Linked DNA regions of Mus musculus: regions 2 and 3 are each linked to region 1. A link is a loop called in an ENCODE intact Hi-C map of the cell type or tissue named here. Cell type or tissue: heart. All regions are shown on one strand. Region 1 holds the start of Nid2 (nidogen 2). Region 2 overlaps Rtraf (RNA transcription, translation and transport factor). Region 3 overlaps Nid2 (nidogen 2).

Region 1 (8,000 bases):
AGATGGTTGGTTGAGCACAGTACATTGCAATCGTGCTTAAGGATACAGGAGTGGGATATAAGCCTTTATCACATCAATTATAAATGTCCTTCCAGAGATCAACAGCCAGCTAGGTAGATACCATCTCCAATGGCCACCTTTGACTGTAAGAGAAGCTAAGCAAGCAATATGAAGCTTCTGAGTCCAAAGCAAAGAGGAGGAAGGCTGCTGGGAACGAATCTGAATGTCCACTATATCAGCTCTCTCTGTATTTAAAATCACAGGAAACCTACATGTTCGATAACACAGACGACAAGACTGCGAGACTCACAGTTTATACACTGTACATTTTACATCAAATACTATCTTACGAATGGTATTTCTTCGGCCCAACATAATTCTACTTGAGCCTCAGTCTGGGAAGACATGCTAGTTTGCCCAATTCTATTTTTTCACAGGCCAACACACCAGTCTTGAAATATAATGGATAATAAAGTTATGCGGAGAATCCCTGAATACTAGGCCACCCATAGAGTGTGCTTGTCTGACTTTGCATGGAGCAGATGCTCCTGGGCTACCCATGGACATTGCTCATCTGACGATGCACAGAACATGCTCTTGAGTACTCGCTTCTATCTGCACACTGAGGCACAGATGTGCTTTAACTTTCCTAAGCAAAATAACAGGAAGTAACGTCATTCTTGGGGTCATGGCACTCATAACAGAATGTGTCACTGGAGATCTATTGGGAAGGCGTCGTGTCTGATACAGACCCTAGCTCGAGATGGATAAAATAATCTCAATTCTCAAACGTTCTTCAGTCTACTGTAAGGACCCAACCCAAGAGGGCTAAACGCTTCTACATCCTTTACAACTTCAGTTTGAAAGGGGCCTCTGCCTCTTCAGCCAGCTGGGCAGGTCATGGAAATTCTATCCTTGCAAATGAAACTGTGGGTACCAGAAAAGCATTTTTTCCCTCTGACTAGTGAAACAGCTATGACAGAAATTTTCTTTTCCCCATGACACTTTAAAAATGACTCCTTTAAAAGTGACATTTTAAAGAAGCTTCTCTTTTGGTGCCATGGAGTTGCTTAAAAATAAATTAGAATAAAAGCTCTAAGGAATGTCTGTTTGAGCACAGCTGTGATTCGGGGAAACAAGACTGTTCATTTCAGCCATCTCTCCCCTGGAACTCCTTCTTGGTCCTCAGATTACATGGGAATCAAAACTAGTGCTATCTTTATTTTCAAAGCCAGTTGGCCTGTTTTGCTGGCAAATACATGTTATGCTAGAGCCTTGCATTTATGCTTCATTTTCAGAACCAAATTGTGATGGTGAGCCTGTAAGGTCGAGGATCAGGTCATGACAGCTAGGGTAAGCTTTCGGGAATATTGCATGAATGAATGAGAGACTGATGAAAACCGGAGAACAGTAGTGGGTGGGTTGCTAAGCAGCTTGGTAAAGAGGATTACAAATTAGGTCTGATTAGTAGAAAAGGTGGCAGAGAAGAATGTTGTTCTAGGCCAACAGAGCTGGGCCCTAGTCCCAGGGTGGCTTGCTTGGCTTCACCCACTCAACAAATACTCCTTGAATACTCTAGGCACCGTGACAGGCTCAGAATAAGACAAAATTTCTTCTCCCAAAACATACTGATGGTGGCTAATCAGACCAGGGGAGAGATGTGGAAAGAGAGACCACCACGGTAAGCGTGGTGGAGCAAGAAGAGGCTTCTAGATCTGGCTGTTTTCCAGGAAAGCTTTCTGAAGACTATTGCTTCATGTCTTGAGGGATGCAAAGGGTCATTTATGGATTGGTGGGGACACTTATCCACCATAGGGAAGGGGACTAGTGTGTGAGCTATTCTGCGTCATGAAATATAGGAGGTGCCATTTGAGAGCCGATGGCACAGCCAGAGATGAATCAAGAGAAGTAACCTAAGTTACTTTGCAAAGTGAAAATGCCATTGAATCAGTAAAATCTTCGGTTGAGGGTAGAAGTTTAGAGATTAGACAAAACTGGGTTTAAAGAAAAGCTCTGATGCACACCAGTCATGTGGCAATAATCACTTAAAACAACAAACAAACAAACAAACAAACCACTGCCCAAGCTTAGTCTCCTTAGCACAGTGTCCTGCTGATTTGCTTGTCTATTACATCCAGCAACTCCTCTCAAATCAAATGTCTTAAGACAACAGATATTTAGTAATTCTCGGGGTAATTAATTCTTAATCAAGAATCTGTTGTGGCTTAACTGAGTGAGGCCTTCGCTTCAAGGGTCTATCATATGGCTGCAACCAAAGTCAGCCAGGGCTGTGGTGCTATCTCAAGACTCCACTAGCTCACCTACATGACTCTTAGCAGAATCTGGTTCCTTACTGGCTGGTGACCAGAGGCTGTCTGGAGTTCTTTACTCTGCATTGCTCTCCAAATGCAGTAGATGGCTTCCTCAGAACCAGTGGAGAGATGGTGTTGGCTGGCACGACAGAAAAGCCACTGAAGTGAATTCTCATCACTATGGCCCCCATTCTGTTGGTGAGAATACACAGGCTAGCCCACCTTCCTGGGAGGCTGGGTGATTTTACAAGGGAGGAAACACTAGGAAATCAGGCTGTGGGGATTCCGTCTTGGAATTTGGTTTGCCACTAATTTGTAGGACAGACCTCCAGTCAAAGTTAGCTGCTATTGTTATGCTGAATGGAGGAGATGTGCCGAGCCTGAGGAAGAATCCATGAAGGATGGAAGAGGTGACCTTGAACAAGTCAAATAATCTCACATCTTTGAGACACCATTTTGTCCTCAGCAAAATGTAAATATTTGGTCCCAAGAGGAAAAATGAGAAAAAAAAAATGTGCAAACTTGAGTTTGTTTTGTGTAAGAGCAAACATACCCCTCTCCAGCTAGAGGGAGCAAACTGCTGTGGGCCTTTTTTGTTGTGTTGATTCAGAGTCTTTCAGTCTGGTGTCTTCAAGAAGTTTTAGTATTTGGCCCCATGGGTCTTTAAGAATTACATAGCTGGATAAACACAAAGAGAAAGCTCTGTTTGAGAGTCCTATATCTTTAAGTTTTTTTTTAAACTACCTTTGCTTCTAAGGAGCCTGTGGGGGATGGGCCAAGCCGAGAGAAAACGGACTGTACGTGGGAAATTTCACCCTCCTGATAATAAAATAGTAATAAAATCTCATCCGGCTCCCAGAGGGGATGTTTATGATGGAGGGGGTTCCCCAACACCGGCACAGCTGCTTTCCAGGTTGTAAGGTTTCCCATCCTGCAGGGCAGCTCGGGTTACCGACTCTGTGGCCTCCCGCTAGGGCAGTTCCTAAACTCCCAGGCTTTGGGAGAAACACTCAGTGGTTCCGCCCCGGCGCCTGGCCGCCTCACTCCAGGCTCCAACTCAAGGGGGTCACACAAAGTAGGATTCACCGTCTGCTGAAGGGTGGTTTCCCCCAGGGAAGGCAAACAGCTGGGGAGGACATTTCAGAGGGTGGCAGTGTCCTTACAAAGGTTAGCCAGCGCTTGGGGATAGAATTTAGGAGTCAGCCTTTCACAAAGGCATGCTTCTCAGCAGGAAATTTGGGTGGGGCGGAGCAGCCCCCGGATGGAGACAAAGCTCCTTTGATTCTTTATCCGAGGGCCAGGCCTCTAGCGAGAGGGGTACCCCGGACCCTAGGGCAGGGCGCGAACTCCAGTGTGTTCATTACCCTCCCTCGCTCTGCCAACCCAGTGCGCACAGTCGCTCCTGCCCAGAGCTGCACGCGCGCCGAGGGTCCTGCCAGCCCTTGAGGTCACCTCCTGCAGCGTCGTAGCCTACACTGGAGAGTTGGGGGTAGCCCAGGAGTAGTTGGGACAGCCTAGACCAGACCGGGCCAACGGCCTCACCTTCCAGCCCGGCCACTCCAGCAAACTACAGCAGTCTTAGAAAACCTAATGAGAACCACATGTAGTGGCCGCTGGCGAACTTTCTCAGAGTCGCTGATTGGTCAGTGGCCGAGAGCTGTAGCCAATCAGCGCGCTGGGCGGGCCCGTATTGCGGACCAGAGGTCCAAGTTGGAGTCTGGCGGGCAGTGTGGCCCGCAGAGACTTGCGGAGTGGAGGGCAGAGCCAGGGAGGAGTGAGCATGTTTCGGGACCCGACAGCCGGGTGGCTAACACCGCCATCACCGCTATCGCTGCTGGTGATGCTGTTGCTGCTGTCGCGAGTCGGGGCTCTGCGTCCCGACGAGCTCTTTCCTTACGGGGAGTCGTGGGGAGACCAGCTGCTGCCGGAGGGCGACGACGAAAGCTCAGCAGCTGTGAAGCTGGCAATACCCCTGCGTTTCTACGATGCCCAGTTCAGCAGCCTCTACGTAAGTTCAGCTCCCGGAGGTGCGCGGTTGGGTGTGGGACTCTTAGCTTCTTCCCAGGGAGTGGAACAACCTCCATGTTTAACTGTCGTCCCCTCTGGGGACCAGGCTTAGCAGCGGCGCTGCAACTTCTTGATCCTTACTGTGGAGGAATAAGGATCGTTTCAAGGGCGAGCTGGAACCGTGCCCCTCTACTTTGACATTCTAGGCAGGAAGATGAAGTTAAGGCTGCGAGTGGGGTTTGCGTTTAGGGCGGTGGGGGGGGGGGGACTGTGCACGCCGGCAGAGCTATCTTAAGGGCGAGCAATACTGGAGAAAGATGGACCGGTTCGAGAGCAGCCGCACCTGTGGGTCGCAGTGCACTGGAGGGTGAGATAGGAGCTTGCTACCCTGGATGTGGCTCAACCTTGATTGGAGTAGAAATATTTTCTACAATAGGTGGACGGTAGGTGCGTACGACTGGAGCACGGTGGCTGCCCTTGGGCTTGAGCGACCACCACTATTTTGACCTTTTAAAAATATTAAAAATGTTGGGGATTCACGTGCCACCTCGTGTGTATGAAGATCAGAGAACTGGCTTTTTCTTCCACCTTGTGTCCTAGAACTCAAGTCGTCGGGTTTGACGGCAAGGTGCCCTTACCTGCTGAACTGTCTCACCGCCCCTTGGTCTTATTGTAGGTGGGCACCAACGGCATCATCTCCACCCAGGACTTCCCCAGGGAGACTCAATATGTAGATGATGATTTTCCTACTGACTTCCCAGCCATCGCCCCTTTCCTGGCTGACATCGACACTAGTCACAGCAGGGGCCGGATCCTGTACCGCGAGGACACCTCCGGAGCTGTGCTGAGCCTGGCTGCCCGCTACGTGCGCACTGGCTTCCCGCTGTCGGGGTCCAGCTTCACCCCCACCCACGCCTTCCTGGCCACCTGGGAGCACGTGGGCGCCTACGAGGAGGTCAGTCGCGGGGCTGCGCCGTCAGGAGAGGTAAGTGAGGGATACCCTGCAGCTGAATAAATTAAAGGGACGGCCTGAATTTTGTGTTGGATCTAAGGCTTTGACTAGGAGTTTCTTCCCTTGATCAGGCGTTGAACTGGATGAAACCAGTGCTTAGGCAGCTTGTGAGTGAAGTCTATTTATTGTCTCTGGGGGCATTCTAAGGCTCTCCTAAGTGGCTAAGTCGGCTTAGTGAAATGAGGGACTAAGGCTCAGATACCAAGAACCACCTATAAGTACACAAATATTTCTAATGATAGGTTCATTGAAGGGAAAAAATGGAAAATTGAGGAAGTTTTCAAAAGGAACAACCTCTTATTTTCCTACCACTGTTAATTAATTAATTAATTAATTAATTTTTTTGGTATGAGTTGGGCGTGGCAGCACATGCATTTAATTCCAGCAGAGGCAAGCAGATCTCTGTGAGTTCGAGGCCAGCCTGGTCTACAAAGTGAGTTCCAGGACAGTGAGAATCCACAGAGAAACCGTGTCTGGACAAACCAAAAGTAACCCATATTTTGTATGTACATTCCCAGCTATTGCTTTAGCATATTCTTGCCATTAGCAATGGTGGGTTCACAGTGCCCATAATACTGTTTCACTTGCTTCTTCTGCTGGATTGTATACTCTTGAAAGTGTGATTCTGTAACATTGAAACAGCTGTATCAGACCTCCCCCAGTGAACTTATGACCCTTCCTAGGGATCATTAAGGTTGCTCCCGTGTTTTTATTATAATCAGTACTATACAACACTTTTCAAGGTTTTTATTTTATTCATATGTGTGTCTCTCTCTGCTGGTGTTGGTAGGGCTAGAAGAGGGCTTAGATTCCCTGCAGTTAGAGTTGTTACTTACAGGCAGTTGTGAGTGGCTTGACTGAGTGTGGCTTGACTGATTGCATACAGGGATTTGAGCTAGCATACTGACAGGACTACATGTGCTCTTAGCTGTGGAGCCACCTCTCTAGCACCTCTCTAAAGCCAACACTGTCTTAGCTGACATCCCAGGAAAGTAGAGAAGGATGCCACACACTTCTTAGCAAGCTCCTTGTAGCTTTCCCCCACATTGCCTTTGTAACAGTTTGCATACTTCTGTCTGCAGGAGACTGTTTTGCAGTTTAGCTAGAGAAAGCACCAAAAACTCTGCTCCTAGCTTTGGTCTTAGCAACATGTGAAGTGGGCAATGGTTGGTCAGGGTAGCTTGCCTCATTCCTGGTGTAGGTAGAGACAGAGTCCTCTTGTGAAATTCCACCTGGGTGTATAATGGCATAGGAGCAAAACCATGTTTGCTTTAACTCCTAGTGTTTCTTGACTACAGAAGTGATATCATCCCTAAGAGGTTTAAAGCTTGCCCATTGTCCCTGTCACACGGACAATGGTTGTGATTGTTCCATGTTCTTAAAGGAAAAGACATGTTTTCTTAAAGTCTGCACTAGCAGAGATCTAGAAATAAACATTATTTGAATTTAGTTTCTTTTTCTTTTTTTGGTTTTTTGAAACAGGGTTTCTCTGTATAGTCCTGGCTGTCCTGGAACTCACTTTGTAAATCAGGCTGGCCTTGAACTCAGAAATCAGCCTGCCTCTGCCTCCCAAGTGCTGGGATTAAAGGCATGTGCCACCACCATCCGTCGAAGTTACAGTTTCTTACTTGACGGGTTAGCATCCGGTTTTGTTTACTGACTAGCCTTGTAGTATGTGGGCTTGACATATCAATTCCAATTCAACAGAATACCCTCAACTCAAACACTTCATGCAGGCCAGCCAGCTAGAGGGCTAGAGAAGACAGTCCCCTGTTTCATTCATTCATTCATTCATTCATACATTATCTCTTAGACATTTATCTAAAATCATGTATAACTTATAGTTGAAAACAAACTTTTCTAATACAAGCAACTAGGTTACCAGTTCTTATATTTCTATTTTCTTATAGTCTTTTTTTTTTTTTTTTAAGTTTTCATTTTATGAGTGAGAGTGTGCACACATGCATGTGGGGACCAGAGGTCATCTTTAAATGTCTTTGCTTGGGAGCCATCTTGTCTCTGGGACCTAGGACCCCTCAGTTAGGCTAGGCTTGCTGGCTAGTGATCTGCTCATTTTTCTCCCGGAAGCTGAGATTATACGTGTGCTGTCACGCCCCCACTTTCATGTGGGTGCTCTGGATCACGCTCAGGACTTCACGCATGCGCAGCAAGCACTTCATAGACTGCTGCCTTCCCAGCTTCTCTTGTTATCTTAAAACACAAAGCAAAAGGCATATATGTCACAGAACCATATAATGCACATATCTCTATTTAAACACAGTTGATATTTATTAATTCAGAAGCCATTTTTATACAATGTTGGTAGGCACCGAAATAAACACCGAGTTGACTGCTCCCGTTCTGAAAGGCCTCATTTACGTTTTGTTATGGCAATATGGTAGGCCCTCTACCTAGAGCTTCTTCCAAACCCCTCCATTTGGGTAGGTTTCTGAGAGCAAGCTAAGTTACTTGCAGGATAGAAGGCAGACTGTATCAGCCTGTGCCTTGGGGCATGGCAGGCACTGTCTTTCAGAAGAGCAGGGGTGATGGGATCTAAGGAGGGAAGGCTCCAGGGTAGAGAAAGGTTGTCCCCTCTGAGGACTGTAGATTGGGTTCCCAGATAGTGGGCAGTCGTGAAAGATTCGAAGTGGGGGAGTCTAACTTTTGTT
Region 2 (8,000 bases), 66 kb after region 1:
GGCATGGTTAAAAATATTCCAGTAGGGCTGGTGAGATGGCTCAGTGGGTAAGAGCACCCGACTGCTCTTCCAAAGGTCCAGAGTTCAAATCCCAGCAACCACATGGTGGCTCACAACCATCCGTAACGAGATCTGACTCCCTCTTCTGGAGTGTCTGAAGACAACTACAGTGTACTTACATATAATAAATAAATAAATCTTTAAAAAAAAAAAAAGAAAGAAAAAATATTCCAGTAGTATTCGTCACGGGGAGGTAGCCATGACATACTGAGCAAAAGGAGATAAATTACAAAGAATCCCAAGTGTGAGTATGAGATCTAGATCTAACATGAAAGGAATAAGTGTGCCCTGCCTTTCTCTACCATGTAGCCAACGATCCAACACATTTCACAAGGCTAAATCCCTTGGCACTTGCCTCAAGTTTACAGACAGAATGGACTAGTAGATTCTCTAGAGTGTGAAATGTGGTCACACATGAAATTCACTGTTCATCCAGTTGTCTGAACTTCAGTTACTGAATATATTGAGTTTACTTAAGAATCAAGTTCAATTCACATCTAACCTTTCTCCTCCTGTTCCAACAAAATGGGCATCTTTTGTGTGTGTGTTGGGGGGTGTGTGGGGAGGGGAGCAGTTCTCTGTGTAGTCCTGGCTGTCCTGGAACTCTATATGTGTACCAACTGGCTTTATACTGAAGAGGTCTGCCTGCCTGACTCCAGAGTACTGGGATTAAAAGTGTGTGCCATCATACCCAGCCCAGAATGTGTAAATAACAAGTTTAAATGCATGCAATACCAGAGGGAGTTTCCATTAACTGGCTTAGAATCTTAGAAACACACGTACCTCTTTTGTTTGATTTGCTTTAGCAACTGCATCCTGTGTTAGACGTTCCTGAACCAAAATTCGAATTGCCTAGGAAACCCAATAAAGACCAAACTTACTATTTTGCCAAATTACTAATACACAATTGTCCATCCCTGCCCCTGAGATTAGACCCAAGCTCTAATGCACACAAAGAGAGCACTCTACCCCTGAGCCTTAACATGCTCACTTCTGTGCCTGGCAAACCTAAGATATCCTCCATATAGAACCATAATTACTTGAGTGCCAAACAGGATAATTATCTATTAGACCTAGGACTGTACAAAGCTTTCTGATATAGCTACTGTAAGTTTAAGTACTCCTCAGTTTCAAAGTTTGGTAAAAGTTATCCCAAATATACTGCATTCTCTGTTTTCCTTAGTTTATGATTGAAATTTATGTGGGCCTGTCCCTAGGAAATATTTCCATACTAGATTGAGCAAAAAATAAAACTTTGAAACAGCTGGATTTTACTAACAACAACTTGATGTCTTTGGCATCCAACCTGGGTGAGAAAGATCCATCTGGATTCAACATGAATATTCTATTAAGCTAAGAACACTACTTTTGTTGTTAAAACTGTTCACATAACCCATACAATTCTAATAAGAAGGATAAATTATAACCCCTTCTGGGTAGAGGGAAGTTTATTCAATTTATTATGAAGCAGTTTATAGTAAGCTTCACTCGAGATCTGCAACAGCCATATCTAAGTCTCCGAATCCTCCTGCCCCACCCCACTGCACATCCACAGCAGAAAGTTGATGAAATGTTTTCCTTTCTCAAAATTAAAAGTTCTTCCAGAGAGCTGTGTTCCTTGATATAGAGGTATATTCCAAGAAAGGAAAGATGCTGAAGATGAGAGCATATGTTTGCTAAAGTAGCTAAATTCACCATTAGGGATCTGGCATTCCCCCTTAACACAGACTGAACTCGCAGACTGAGCAGTCAGGCGTCTCTATCACTGTGTCTTGCATGTTCATTAACTTCTAGATCTGTTTCCTGATAAAACATCTTCTTTGGGTGTGAGGTGTACACACGTTCATGCAAACCTGTGCATACAGGTGTGTGCGCAAGTGGTGTGGAGATTAAAGGTTGGCACTGCTGTTTACCCAGTTGTTCTCTACCTTTTCTCAAATTAGCCTTCTCTGCTCAATTAGGTATTTGTCAAAAACAAAAGGAGGGCAGTGATGAATATGATGTGCCTCACATGGTCTTGGCTAGGCTGGCTGGCCAGCTTGCCCGGAGATCCAGATATCTGCCCTCCCAGCACTGGGGTTGGAGTTGTCACTGTGTTTGGTTTGATACGGGGTTTTGAGTTCCAAACCCAGGTCCTTAGGCTTAACCCTTTAGCAGCAGAGCCAGCTCCCTAGGCCCCAGGTTTGTTAGTATTTCTCAGCATGATTGTTAATAGGATTGAGTGACATTTTAGGTGTGCAGTTAATGCTCAGATATCAGCTTACTGCTGGATAATGTGAAACATAAAATAATAATGTATGTGCTCTAGGTCCCACATTCTTCTGAATTTCTATTCACCAGCCCATTATAAGTGTAAATAAAAACAGCATATAGGAAAGTGAAGGTGTTTCTCCATGTGCAGTCTCTGACAAGAATAAAATGGGCAGCTTACCTTAAGCATTACCAAGTAGTCATCATGACGCTGAATCTGAAGGAGGTTAGCCAGAGCCATGACACCCGCCTTAAAATCAGGATTATTTACTATAAAAGATTAAAAGTGAATAAGCAAAACCCAACTCTACAAACATCATAACTGCTTGTCTGAACACAGGAGCTTACAGAAGGAGCAACTTTCTAGGACCAACATAAAGCAAGTTCAAGTCTAGGGGAAGCCTCCTTACTAATTGCACCAGCCACATGGAGAACTTCATAAATGACTAACCTAACTCCCGGTGAGCTTGCCCTGCAGCGGTCTGCGAGGCCCAACTATGGACACCTTTTAGTGTTTCTCCCCAAAGCTATTAATTTTAATACAGATGCACTCGATGGGTGCATTCCCCAGATGTGCCTTCCTGTCACAGAGGCTTTGGAGTATGCAAGCTCATTCCCTCTTGAAAATAGCTTACTGCAGGTCCCAATGCAACAGTCGGGGAAAGCTTATTTAACACACTATACTCTAGGTGATTTCCATAATCTTCAGGCTTTAAATGGAAATTGCTAAAAGGGCATGTGGGACTTGTAATAATGAAACATTTTACCATTTGTCACTAGATTAAAAAAATAAATTATATTGCCAGGAAGGTAACCAATGAGTGTCACAATGAGCAAGAAATCAAAATCCAAATTACTTGAAGCAAAAAAATAAACACCATTGCTTTTAACATTCAAATTTCTGTGTTGAGGGGATGGGGGAGAGAGGGAAAGCTCACTGCAACTGAGTCTCAAACAGGAGAGAGGCTGCTATGCACTCCTGTTGGGCTTGCACTTGGGCATACAAGTGGAAAGCAGCTACAAAACCAGGGCTGCCACCTGTACGCACCACACTCACCATCCAAGTTGATCAGTGGCTCTGCATTTTTAGCTGCGTTGTCAGTATTTTTCCTGTTATCAGGTACTAAGTCCTTGTACTTTTCAGCTATAAAAAACAAGCAACAAGGTAAAATAACTACAACTTAAGATTAAGATAAATATTGCTTATTTACTGAATGTCATTTAGCCAGATTATGATATCCACTCAAAAATTATTATACTTCACTACAATTAAAATTTCAAAAAAAATAATGTAACTTTTTGATTAAGTTTAAGTCCTTACTGGTACACTGGACACAAGGGTCTTCTCAGTAATGTTTCTGAGATAAGCTTTAATGCACCAAAGGCTGGCCCTGACCTTTGACCCTCCTCCTCCTCTACTTCCCAAAAGATTAGGAAATATAGTCTTTTAGACCTCTTAAGTTTGGGACTGAAGAAGTGAAGAACAGGTAAAGGGGGGAGGGGCAGATGGAGGGACGACAGGGCACAACTATGAGGTACCTAGAAATTAAACAGAAGCAGGGCACGGTCCCAGTTACAGAAGCCAAGCAGGACAACCACAAGTCACACACCTGCCTGAGCTACAAATTAAGTCCAGGGACAATGGGCAGCTTGTCAAAAGCCTGTCTCAAATTCTAAAAATATAAATAAATAAATAAATAAATAAATAAAAGAAAGATAAGTTTAAAAAAAAGTATTGGGTAGACACTAAAACCAAATCCTCCCAAATCTTTTCAATAGGTAAAATACTGCTTTCAACACAAAAATCAAAATATCTTAAAACGTATCGTACACGGATTTAAGATGTCATGGAGATTAAAACTCTGAAGGTATGTTGTTTTCACTTGAAAAATATTTTAAAAGTAATGAATAAACTTACTGCCAAAAACGGCTCCTCAGATCTTGATATAAGAAAACTCTTTGTACTGTTATAATTTTTCTATCAACCTAAATTTTTAAAAAGTAGTAAACTTTGAATCAGATCTTAATAACATTAATTGGCATATGAATAAAGTTTTCTTAAGTAATGGAAGAGCAAGCAAAAATTCTCAATGATTTCAACACATGTAAGATGTTTAATAGCAAGAACACCAGCGCCTCCTGCAGGTTAAGGCCAGCACTGCTACCTTAATCAGCTTAGTGCCTGTCCCTGCAATGCTGAAACTGAAGATTAAACAAAGCATGCTGGCTAGTTGAGATTTGTAATATACCTGTTATACCATTCATCTTTCAACTTTCCTTTTCCCAATATAGAAATACCCCACTTACTACACAAGTTTTTATTGAAACTTTGAGAAACAAATGCATGTGCTAAGAATGCACTGTGCTGGGATACAGGAAACAACCCTGAAGCCAAGTATAAAATGGAGCCAATGTGATGAGAAAAGACATGGAGGATGGCTAGGAATCCATCAGGGAGCAGCTGAAGATCAGCCTAGGGTCCAGGATCCCAGGATACTCTGTTGCAAATAACCTCCCACACAGTTGCTACCAAGCCAGAGCAGGAAACACAAAGAACCCGCTAAAGGCCCCAAACATGAGCAAGGCTGAGGTCACAAGGCCTACATTCCCATATATTCCATCATGGAAAGAAACCACAGGGCTGCTTGCTTTGTTCTTTCAAATAAAACTGAGAGTGTTTTTATGAAAATGGGAAAGTGACAATGCTTTAGATTAGAAAATGCAACTAGAGCTGGTCTTTAGAAAGACCAGCTTGAAAAAAATATTTTAAAAGTAATGAATAAACTTACTGCCAAAAATGGCTCCCCAGATCTTGATATAAGAACACTCTTATACTGTTACAATTTTTCTATCAACCTAAACTTTTAAAAAGTAGTAAAATTTGAATCAGATTCTAAAATATAGTTCAGAAAGTTAGCCAGAGGACATGCAGCTGAGAACAGGGGGTGGCACCGCCCTATACTAGAAGAAGGTGACAAGAGCTGAAGCCTACAGGGCGGCAGCAGCAGAAACACAGGTGACACAGCAGACTCAGACAAAGACTAATGGTAACGGGATGGGTGGGGCAGAGAAGCTATACATATCAGACAGGTTTCAAGAGCACACATCTAGGACCTGAAAGTGACAGGCACCGTGAAGGAAAGTCACAAACCCAAGGATGGAAGTGAAGCGGGGTGCTCAGCCTGAAGCTGAGGTGTCTGATGAAAGGAAGCAGTGCAATGAGGCACCTCTTCCACTGGCACCAACTTCAAACGCTTCAGATAACAGAAGACTGTCCATAGCTGAGGAAGATTAAACACTACACATACATATTGGCCTACACTGTCTTAATGTGCACTGGCACTAGACACACCAGTATGTTTCTATCTCCTGTGAAATAGCTGCTGCAACCAATACTCCAAACCCCAAGGGCTCTGATGTTGGCAGCAGTGTCAATGGCTTAGTTGCAGTGGAAGCTGGCAAATTAACCAAGTAACGTTCCTTTGTTAAGGAATTCTATTAACCTTTTTCAGAAAACAACTTCCAAATTCTAAAAAATAATGAAAGCATCAGAAACAAAGCAGGTCCACTTTTTGTAATAAAATAAACCAAGAGCAAAATACAAGATAAGAAACCTCTTCCCACCGCCTTCTTTCTCATCTAAAAACTATCCACAACAGTGAACTAAAGATGAGCTGGAGTGAGTGCTGTCTCAGCGGTTAAAGCCCTGGCAAAGGACCTAGATTAGATTCCCAGTACCCACATGGTAGTTCACATTTGTAACTCTAGCTCCCGCAGATCTGATATCCTTTCCTGGCTTCTGAATACAGTAGGAATGCATATAATACATATACAATTAAAAATAAAAATCTTTTAAGAAGCCCCATAAGCCAACACCCACCCTATATCCTGCACAAAACATACCGTTATCTCCATATTCAAGTCTAACAGCTAAACCAAGAAGCCAGTCAATCGCTTCTTGCCGATCCTGAATCTTGAAAGGACAGTTAACATCTTTGAGATACTGTGAAGGGAAAGAGGGGGAAAAAAAATCTATTTCATTATCATAGAGCCACAGAACACAGAACAGCAGACCGACAGAGGCCTCAGTTTGGAGCTTTAAGAATTTCTTCCAGGCCTGCCTTGAATCCCAGATATCCAGGACTGGCCTGGAACTCCTGATTCTCTCCCCTCCACCTTCCTGGTGCCAGGATCTCAGTGTGCGCCACCACATCGATCATTATTAAACCTTTGATGTCATTATACAGGTCAGAAAAAAAAATGCTTAGAAGAAAACAATAAAATAATCCTTTTTAAAATATTTGTAACTGGAGATCCCAGGTAGGACAAGATACAAGAATAATCTCATTTAGACAACGAAACTACAACCTACAAAAATCTGATACTTAACACTGGCCATACCACTTAGATCTGGGACCAGAACCTTAGCTTTGACTCCAGGTCCCAATGCACAGGGCAATTAGATAAAAAGTGCAACTTTTAAAAGAAGGACAATTCAATTAATTACTGGAATTTTATCATTCATATGCAAATGTCATATACAAATGCATAACAGAGCAAGCCATGGAACTTGTGTGTCAGCTACAGCCAAGTCCTTTAGGCAAATAAGCTGATCCTTCAGTCTCTCGGGAGCTGAAAGTTGACCCTAACAAAAAACCTTTCAGTGAAAACTTCAGGGATAATTTATAAATTAATATGTTTTAGTAAAAATTCATTTTCTAACCAAAAATTTTATTCCTTTAATGAAACAAACAAGTCTCATTCATTAGATTTGGCCACGATCAAAAGCCACTTTGTGAGTACTGAATGCAAGTTAATAACTTAAAATCTATATTAATTACCAAATAGATGTTTCCTAAGATACCTTAAACAACATTTCTAATAGTATTTGGGTGACTTATGATTTTTTAAAAATATTTATTTATTTTATGTAAGTACACTGTAGCTGTCTTCAGACACTCCAGAAGAGGGCATCAGATTTCGTTATGGATGGCTGTGAGCCACCATGTGGTTGCTGGGATTTGAACTCAGGACCTTTGGAAGAGCAGTCGGCACTCTTAACCGCTGAGCCAACTCACCAGCCCGATTTATGATTATTTTACTATCTGTCAGGATCTTTTAAACAAGCAAGTGTCTCTAATCTCTGCATACTTTTTCATTTACAAGTGAACCAACAGAAAACACTAGCACTATATTTTAAGATCTTTAAAAGCCCACTGAAAACTGAAAAAAAAGTTTAAGGGTAAATAAAGATAAACCACTACAAGTAGTTGCAGTGGCAAGAAGCATTAGGCCTTGGTATGGGTAAACATTTATGGGAGAGGCCTATCAGGTATGTGGCTTGTGAACAAGAACAGAGACAGCTGCAGTGGTGGTGGCACATGCCTTTAATCCCAGCACTCCGGAGGCAGAGGCAGGCAGATTTCTGAGTTCAAGGCCAGCCTGGTCTACAGAGTGAGCGCCAGGACAGCCAGGACTACACAGAAAAACCCTGTCTCAAAAAACCAAAACACAAACACACACACACATACAAACAGAACAGAGACAGCTGCCACTGTCATTCCCATTTGTTGATGACACTGTAATGACATAATGTGGTTTTTTTTTATAGAGTTTGGAAACAATTACTCCTGAAAGAATATTACTAAAATTAAAATAAATCAATGTGAAACAATTCTAGTCACAAGATC
Region 3 (8,000 bases), 57 kb after region 1:
TCCTAAGAAAGCGTCAAAGCAGCCAGCGTGTGATGAAAAGAGGGCCTTTTTCTTCGAGATTCGAGGCTCCGGCCCCGATCCCAGTTTTTAAGAGTGTAGGGCTTTATAAGTTTCTCCATGCTAACCGTCTTGTGTTCTAGCCACACCAGATGGCTTGATTGCCTTTCCGAACATGTCTAAATGGGCAGGGAGGAGATGGTTATGGTAGAACTGAAGGAGAAGAGGGAATTACAAGCACTCTTGAGGGCAATTTCCCTAAAGTGTGACCTTCATACCAAGAAGCTTGGTTTATGAATCCCGTGAGTCCCTGGGCTCATTGCCACCTACATGAATGTGTGCCCTTGCTTCAGAAGGAGGGAGGACCTTTTAAGTTTAATTTTCAAATAAAAGTGCCATTGACCTTAGGTCCCCCCATATAAATGCTAGCTTTTCTACGGGAGCCAGATTCTTCATACAGTGTCTCATGGTGATTACTTTAGGCCAAGCCCTAGGAGGTTTTCCTAGGCAAGGCGGGGACTGGTGTGGCCTGTGTTGAACTCCGTGTCTGCTGGGGGTTTCACAGCAAGAAACTGGGTTAGAAATGGAAAGAAGCAAGGCCTGTGTGGAGCTCAAGCGGGAACATCGAAGATTCAGGGTTTTGAATAAGACGGTCATTCATCACGAAGGAAAGGGAGAAACTACCAGCCAAAGGCTGGCGACCACAGTCCTCCCAAATTGTTAAATCACAGGCTCTCTTGTATACTGCACAACTAATTGCTTATATTAAGAGGCAGGGGTGGCTACACCTTGGGCTGGGGAGGATTTCATTCTGTTCACCCAGTAGGGAAATCTTGTTGGCATGTGTTAGCAGATTTTAGAAAGGGTCTTTAAGAAAGTGCCAGGAACACTTAGAAGCGTTCATCTTTTGCACCATTAAATATTAAGGGCTTACCTAGCGGGATGCTCCTCTCATCAGGGAAAGGGCTGGTTTTTCTCATGAAGTGACCGTGTTCACAGCCAGTGCTAACAGTACTGGAGGAGCTTGCTGTCTGGAGGTAGTCAGTGGGGCCCTTTATAAATGCCTTACTGACTGCCGTTTTGGAGAAAATGAAAGCATGCAGGTTAAACGGCTGAGCCTGGCTCTGATCCGAGGGAGGAGGCTCCCCCAGCACCGCACCACCACAGCGCAGGTTGTTCACAGTAGTGCTGTGTAGCCGTGAACTTAAGGTTGGGGATTCAGGAATCCTAATCCTTCTGATGTCACCATTGGTCCTCAAAGGGCTCCATAGTTGTGGGGATTGACTATGACTGCCGGGAGAGGATGGTCTACTGGACAGACGTTGCTGGTCGGACCATCAGCCGTGCCAGCTTGGAGGCAGGAGCCGAACCCGAGACCATCATTACCTCAGGTCAGCAGCTCCTCCCATGGATACTTGGCGGTACCTTGTGTGTTGCTTCCGTTGGCCTGTTTGGTCCCAGTTTCTCCCACGCTCATCTAAAGGGAAGGTTAAGTTCTCTGCTGGTGACTTTAGAAAGGTGGTTTAGGATAGGATGAATGAACTGCCACTCCAAGAGTGGTTCGCAGTGAGACTGCAGGGTCTGGCAGTTTAGATTGCCTGTCCCTAGCACCACGGATGCCAGGTGCCATCAGGGCAGCAAGGTCCAGCACAGAAGAGACTGGATATGGTTTAAAAAGTTAGCCTTCGTCCTGGGGCTTAAGGCTTTTCTGTTCTATGCTCTGGATTCTGTAAGCTGCTCAGCAGACGGGGAACTTGATTTCGCCTTCTACACCAGCCAATGCTCCTGTCTTACTTTTATTTCCAGGTTTGATAAGCCCGGAAGGACTTGCCATCGACCACTTCCGTAGAACAATGTACTGGACAGATAGTGGCCTGGATAAGATAGAGCGGGCCGAACTGGATGGTTCCGAGCGGAAAGTCCTCTTCCACACAGATCTGGTGAATCCACGAGCCATCACTGTGGATCCAATCCGAGGGTTAGCTGGCTTTCTTTGGTCTCTCATGCAGATCTGTTTTGGAGACCCTGGCTCTTATATATGTCATGGGAAGGTCTAGATAGACCAGAATAAAAACTCAAATACAGTAATTCACCAGATATGTAGACCCGCTGCTGGGTGTCAAGCATTCTTGTAGGCAAAAATCAGGGGTTTTTTTTGTTTTTTGTTTTGAGCTTGCATGCATTGTACAAGGCATTCGGAAGTAAGATGACATTCAGTAAAGATGTTAGTTAGTCTGGGATGGGATGTGTCACACGGAGAAGCCAGACCCCATCATGGAGAATCCAGAGGATGCCTGGGTCAGACGATCATTAGGCAGGGCCTTGGAAAAGGATGGGTCTGCAGAGGGAGTTGTTTCCTTCAGCCGTTCCCTGAGCAGAAACACCACAGCAGGGTTTTTGGGTTTTTTTTTGTTTCTGTTTTTTTCTGGATGGAGAGTGTACAACGTCAAGATAAAAATGTTCTCTCTGTGGCAGTGCCAAGGCCGTCAACTGGGGTATCCAGGCCTGGGTCAGAGGTCCCAGGATTACTGAGCTGCAGCGTCCACAAACACAGTTACAGAGAAACCCTTCAAGGTGTGAAGGTTCTTCCTGAAAGTTCTACACAGGAAGGTTCCTTATCTGCGGGACTTAATTAACCCTTGAGGCTCCTCTTTGATGGTCCCTGGTACTTAGTCTGACCGGTCAGGGACTGAACAATGGCACCTTGTTCGGTCATTAGGCTCCAAGATCTAGAGTCTAGAGGACAATGTCACAGCAGTGTGCATGCATGTAATGTGAGCCCCTCCTCGCAGCTCCAAGGAGACTGCTCACTGTGTGGTTCTCGGCCTGCCACAAGTAGAAACTGCTCTCTGGCTCTCACTGCCACCCACAAGGAGTGACTGCCACACAGAGGAAACTGTTTCTCTCCCTCTTGCTAGGGCTCCCTGTGGTTCAACCAAAAGATATCTATGGCTTTCATGGAAGTGCCACTGTTTCTGCTCTGTAACCCTGTTTCCATATGCATAACTCATCTCCAACTAATGAGATCCTACTTTCTGAGTATTTTGTATGTTAGGTCAGAGTCTGTCTGTCCAGGTCATTGCCAGGTGTAGGATAGCTAAGTTTCCCTTCCAACACTTAGTGTTGTCCCAGGAAACTCTCCCTTGATCCCACTGAGTTTCTTATAACAGGTCCCATAGCTTCTACCACAGATTTTTTTCTAACAAATACATTTCTTTGGATTCTAGGCCCAAGATCTAATTCAAGATTTCAACAAATTAAGGGTTTCTGGGCAAATGCATCGGGTTTGTGAGAGGCAAGGATCTAGACAGTTAATAGATAATGACTTCCCACAGAGTTACGATTGTCAGAAAGCCATGGCAGCCTAAGGCAACATTATTAACTGTGAGTGAGGTATCTGGGTGAGGTAATGTCAAAAAGCGACAGCCAAAGGTACTAGCCAGGCAAGGCCAGCATGATCCAGACTTTCTTGGAAAGGTCCCTTTCCAAACTCTTGTGGACTGCTGGCAGGCCCCAGGCTATTGTTGGCCATTGGGCAAGAGGTAGCTTGCTGTATAAAATCCAACTTCCCCTGGGGAGCAAGAAAAGGCACTGGACAGAAGCCAATTTAAAAAAACAAAACAAACAAACAAATAGTGAAAGTGATTTTATGACTTCTACCGTACCATTCACCAGGAGCAAGACACTAAACTCAGCCAAATTCAAGGGAATTAAGGCCGAGAATACCAGGAGGAGACAATCAGCCAGTGGTGGCCAGTGTGGCTGATGCACAGGGTGTGAGGCAGGGAGCGATGCTGAAGGTTATACATTCGAAACAAGAGCCCTACTACTAAGCTATATGCCACAACCCCTGCACAGTTGTTCATAACAATCTTAAAATTTATCCACAGCAACTTGTACTGGACAGACTGGAATAGAGAAGCTCCTAAAATTGAAACATCATCTTTAGATGGCGAAAACAGAAGGATTCTGATCAACAAAGATATTGGATTACCCAATGGATTGACCTTTGACCCCTTCTCCAAACTGCTCTGCTGGGCAGATGCAGGTAATACTGGATGTGGAGAAAGGTATGCTTCCCTTACAGCTAGCAGTGTGAGCACTATGGGAACAGCACTACAAACCAAATCCTGCCCATCTTTATATCCTTTCGTTTAAATTTCAGTCAGCACAGAATATACCAGATCTGTAAGCTTTAAAAGAACCTTTTACAGTGATTCTTACAGTAAATTTTCTGGGGCTTAGGGAGGAGGCTGGACTGTGTAGCATGTCTGTCCTGACCCCTGACCCCACTGTGTAGCATGTCTGTCCTGACCCCTGACCCCACTGTGTAGCATGTCTGTCCTGACCCCTGACCCCACTGTGTAGCATGTCTGTCCTGCCCCCTGACCCCACTGTGTAGCATGTCTGTCCTGCCTCCTGACCCCACTGTGTAGCATGTCTGTCCTGCCCCCTGACCCCACTGTGTAGCATGTCTGTCCTGCCCCCTGACCCCACTGTGTAGCATGTCTGTCCTGCCCCCTGACCCCACTGTGTAGCATGTCTGTCCTGCCCCCTGACCCCACTGTGTAGCGTGTCTGTCCTGCACCCTGACCCCACTGTGTAGCATGTCTGTCCTGCCCCCTGACCCCACTGTGTAGCGTGTCTGTCCTGCCCCCTGACCCCACTGTGTAGCATGTCTGTCCTGCCCCCTGACCCCACTGTGTAGCATGTCTGTCCTGCCCCCTGACCCCACTGTGTAGCATGTCTGTCCTGACCCCTGACCCCACTGTGTAGCATGTCTGTCCTGACCCCTGACCCCACTGTGTAGCATGTCTGTCCTGACCCCACTGTGTAGCATGTCTGTCCTGCCCCCTGACCCCACTGTGTAGCGTGTCTGTCCTGCCCCCTGACCCCACTGTGTAGCATGTCTGTCCTGCCCCCTGACCCCACTGTGTAGCATGTCTGTCCTGCCCCCTGACCCCACTGTGTAGCATGTCTGTCCTGACCCCTGACCCCACTGTGTAGCATGTCTGTCCTGACCCCTGACCCCACTGTGTAGCATGTCTGTCCTGACCCCACTGTGTAGCATGTCTGTCCTGACCCCACTGAACACCTGGAAACTTTGAAGTCTGACGTACTGGCCGCTGCTGCCACTTGGCTGAGCTGAGGTTAGTCTCCCTTCTGGGCCATTGTTATCACTTGGTGTGCTGCGATCCTTTGACAAATGCTGAGAGAGGATGTCCTCCCTCAGGATTGCCTTTGCTTAACCCCAGGATTATCTATTCTGTGGTGTGCTTTGCATTACCGAAAACCCTTAAAGACACTGTGTATGAGTGTGTGTGTGTGTGTGTGTGTGTCTCTCTCTCTCTCATTCTACTAAAGAAAGGAAGTTCTCAAACTTACAAAATATGTAGCTGGGCGTTTTTCACAATCCAGTCGTCAGAATATTACATTTTTAAAAGGTATATGAAATTCAGTCTTCATAAGAAATATGAAATTTGAAAATTCTTGAATTCTATAGGATTTTTTTTTCAAAAATTCAAAGGATTACCATGTAAAAATAACCACTACCATTATCTTTTTCTTATACCTAGAATTTATAAATATATATATTGGCCAATCTGGATGTTATGTTTTCAACTTAGAAATTTAGACTTAAAATTATAAAAATTCTTATCTTTAATGACCCCCCTTGGAAAGACACTGCCAGATTTCAATATATTAGATTCTTCCACAAAAAAGATTGAAGTTTGATTCTCAAAACTAGAGTTCTGCTGTACCAGGTGGAGAGGAATCGTAGGCCAGGATTTACAGATGCTAATGTGGACTGCAATGGGCTTAAAATGCCACATGTTGAAATTCTGCCTCTATTCCCTGGAGAAGGACCTGGCAGCTCATTTTTACCAGTGGTTTGCTCAGGGCATGAAGGGAACTCATTTTCCTTCTTGGGTGTCTTAAAAGGAACCAAAAAACTGGAGTGTACACTACCCGATGGAACTGGACGACGTGTCATCCAAAACCACCTCAATTACCCCTTCAGCATCGTCAGCTATGCAGATCACTTCTACCACACGGACTGGCGGAGGTGAGCCCCCGCAGCAGCCTGGGGGCAACGGGTTCTGCAGAACATGCTGTCTGACAGTCAGCAGCTTTGGCTGGAAGCCCAGTTGACTCTGTCAGTAGACATCGGTCTTGCAGGGCTATGACTTGAAATCATCCCTGCATTTCACCCGCAGGTTTATTGGGTGTTGCTTGCAAGCAGCATTTAAACTGAAGAAATTTGGTAGTAATTAATAAGAAGCATTTATTTAAATATGTTCTTAGAGAATGAGTTTTAAGCAGTACAAAGTTTTAAGTTGAATTTTCCTTTTTAAAAAGATCAATAAGCAGGACATGGTGGTGCACGCCTTTAATCCCAGCACTAGAAAGGCAGAGGCAGGGTGATCGCTGGAAAAACAAATTATAGATAATAATAAATGTTTTCCTTAAAGACTAAAAAATGCTATTTGACTCCCCGCTAAGAACGCTTCAAAACAGAACATAGGTGCACGCCTGAATCCTTTCCCCCATTCCTACAGTTTCACAAGACCTAATGGTAGTACTTGAATAGACCCCATGGGCCTAGCCAGAATTAGGAACTGATTTAATCACTAGTTCCTATGGCCACAGAACATAAATACATTCTGTGTGCTGTTCTAGGGTTTTGACTTAGAGAATGGCCAGGGAGAAGGAACAGTCGTTTGCATTTCCTGTAAGTACCTAACTGATACTGGTGGAGGGGCTACATCCAGAATCATTGGTATAGACAAATTGAGTCAAAACACATTTAGTGGAATTGCTTTTTAATGTATTATGGAAAAGTGCCCAACTGTTATCTACTGAAACTTGACCTTGTGACTGACCATCCATGAATCCTTCCTTCCTTCTTTTCCTAGGGATGGTGTTATATCAGTGAATAAGGACAGTGGCCAGTTTACTGATGAGTTTCTCCCTGAGCAGCGGTCTCATCTCTATGGGATCACTGCAGTCTACCCGTACTGTCCAACAGGTGAGTCTATCAAAGTGCATCATGAGGCTTCCTTGGACCAGCGGGTAGAGAGGGGCTGTGCTAACTGTCAGCACTGCGTTCCTTAACTAATGATACACTGCTGTCCACTCCCCTCACAGGAAGAAAATGAACACTAAATGTATAGGAGGATTTCAAGTTTACAAGAATCTTGTCCTAAGAATATTTGCTACGAAGGCAAAGACAGTGGAAAAGGAATTGGCCATTATGAGCTCTTGGCACACAAGTGAGCATTTTCAGTGCAGTGAGACTCAAGTATATTTTGTGAAATGTATACCTCAATCTTTACTACTGTATTTTTAAAAACAAAGGTTATCACAAGTTTAAAATAGAATTTTAATCATTGCTTATTAAATCAACTTTTGTAAACAGTTATTTAAAAGGCCAAATTCATTCAACATAGAACCAATGAGAGCAAAGACACTAAATCTGATTTTTGTTTGCCATGGATTCTACCTGGCCAAGAAAAGTAAAGCAAACAGATGGCTATGAGAACTGATTCCTGAAGCCCACTGAGGCCCGCCACAGACGGACCATGGGGTTGGCCCAGCGAAGTCCTCAGACTTTATTTATACTAAGGTGCTACAAAGAGTCCCCAAGTGCCTCTACAGAAGTATCCCTCAAAAGTACTCCGGGTAAAACACCAAAGATGCAGCAGTTCTTCAATTTTCTATATAATTCCAATAAAATATTTTAAAGCTTTCTTGTGGTCTAAATATCTATATTGTCTCCAGGACAAAGTTAAGGGTTGGAGTGAATGTAACCATAAAGGGTGCACAATAATTGTAGAAACAGAATACATGGACTCAAAACAGAGCAAAACAAACAAGCCTTTTACTTCTCCAACTTTATTAAAGAAAAAGCAGCGGTGGTAAATCTCTAGAACATAGTCAATCTCCTGGGGTTCTCCCTTCAAAGTGTGACATCTGATTTCCAAGCACATGCTGGTGTAATG

The links. Hi-C counts contacts between places; a loop is a spot of excess contacts. Peaks named below come from ENCODE experiments on the same cell type or tissue, not always from the same donor. Only the 100,000 strongest peaks of a DNase experiment are listed, where the experiment ranks them.
Region 2: it touches region 1 in a loop (2.7-fold over the local background); 10 of 42 quality-filtered maps call a loop at or near these places.
Region 3: it touches region 1 in a loop (2.1-fold over the local background); 10 of 42 quality-filtered maps call a loop at or near these places.

What each region holds. Positions count from the first base shown.
Region 1 is chr14:19,747,246-19,755,245 of GRCm38, forward strand. Nid2 (nidogen 2) reads left to right here and starts at 4,012. Exons shown (of 21, transcript NM_008695.2): 1 at 4,012-4,320; 2 at 4,996-5,304. The coding sequence starts at 4,093. In heart, no CTCF peak of the experiment used is centred here; DNase peaks (open chromatin) are centred at 3,256, 3,966 and 5,186; H3K4me3 peaks cover 3,730 bases; H3K27ac peaks cover 3,164 bases.
Region 2 is chr14:19,813,694-19,821,693 of GRCm38, forward strand. It overlaps Rtraf (RNA transcription, translation and transport factor), which reads right to left. Exons shown (of 8, transcript NM_026528.3): 3 at 6,214-6,313; 4 at 3,368-3,454; 5 at 2,492-2,580; 6 at 844-912. Among named protein-coding and RNA genes, the nearest start is that of Rtraf, 6.1 kb to the right of the region's middle. In heart, no CTCF peak of the experiment used is centred here; a DNase peak (open chromatin) is centred at 4,458.
Region 3 is chr14:19,804,040-19,812,039 of GRCm38, forward strand. Nid2 (nidogen 2) reads left to right here. Exons shown (of 21, transcript NM_008695.2): 16 at 1,259-1,388; 17 at 1,804-1,975; 18 at 3,888-4,045; 19 at 5,941-6,064; 20 at 6,915-7,027; 21 at 7,147-7,748. The coding sequence ends at 7,157. It overlaps Rtraf (RNA transcription, translation and transport factor), which reads right to left. Exons shown (of 8, transcript NM_026528.3): 8 at 7,363-8,000. Among named protein-coding and RNA genes, the nearest start is that of Rtraf, 16 kb to the right of the region's middle. In heart, no CTCF peak of the experiment used is centred here; a DNase peak (open chromatin) is centred at 3,512.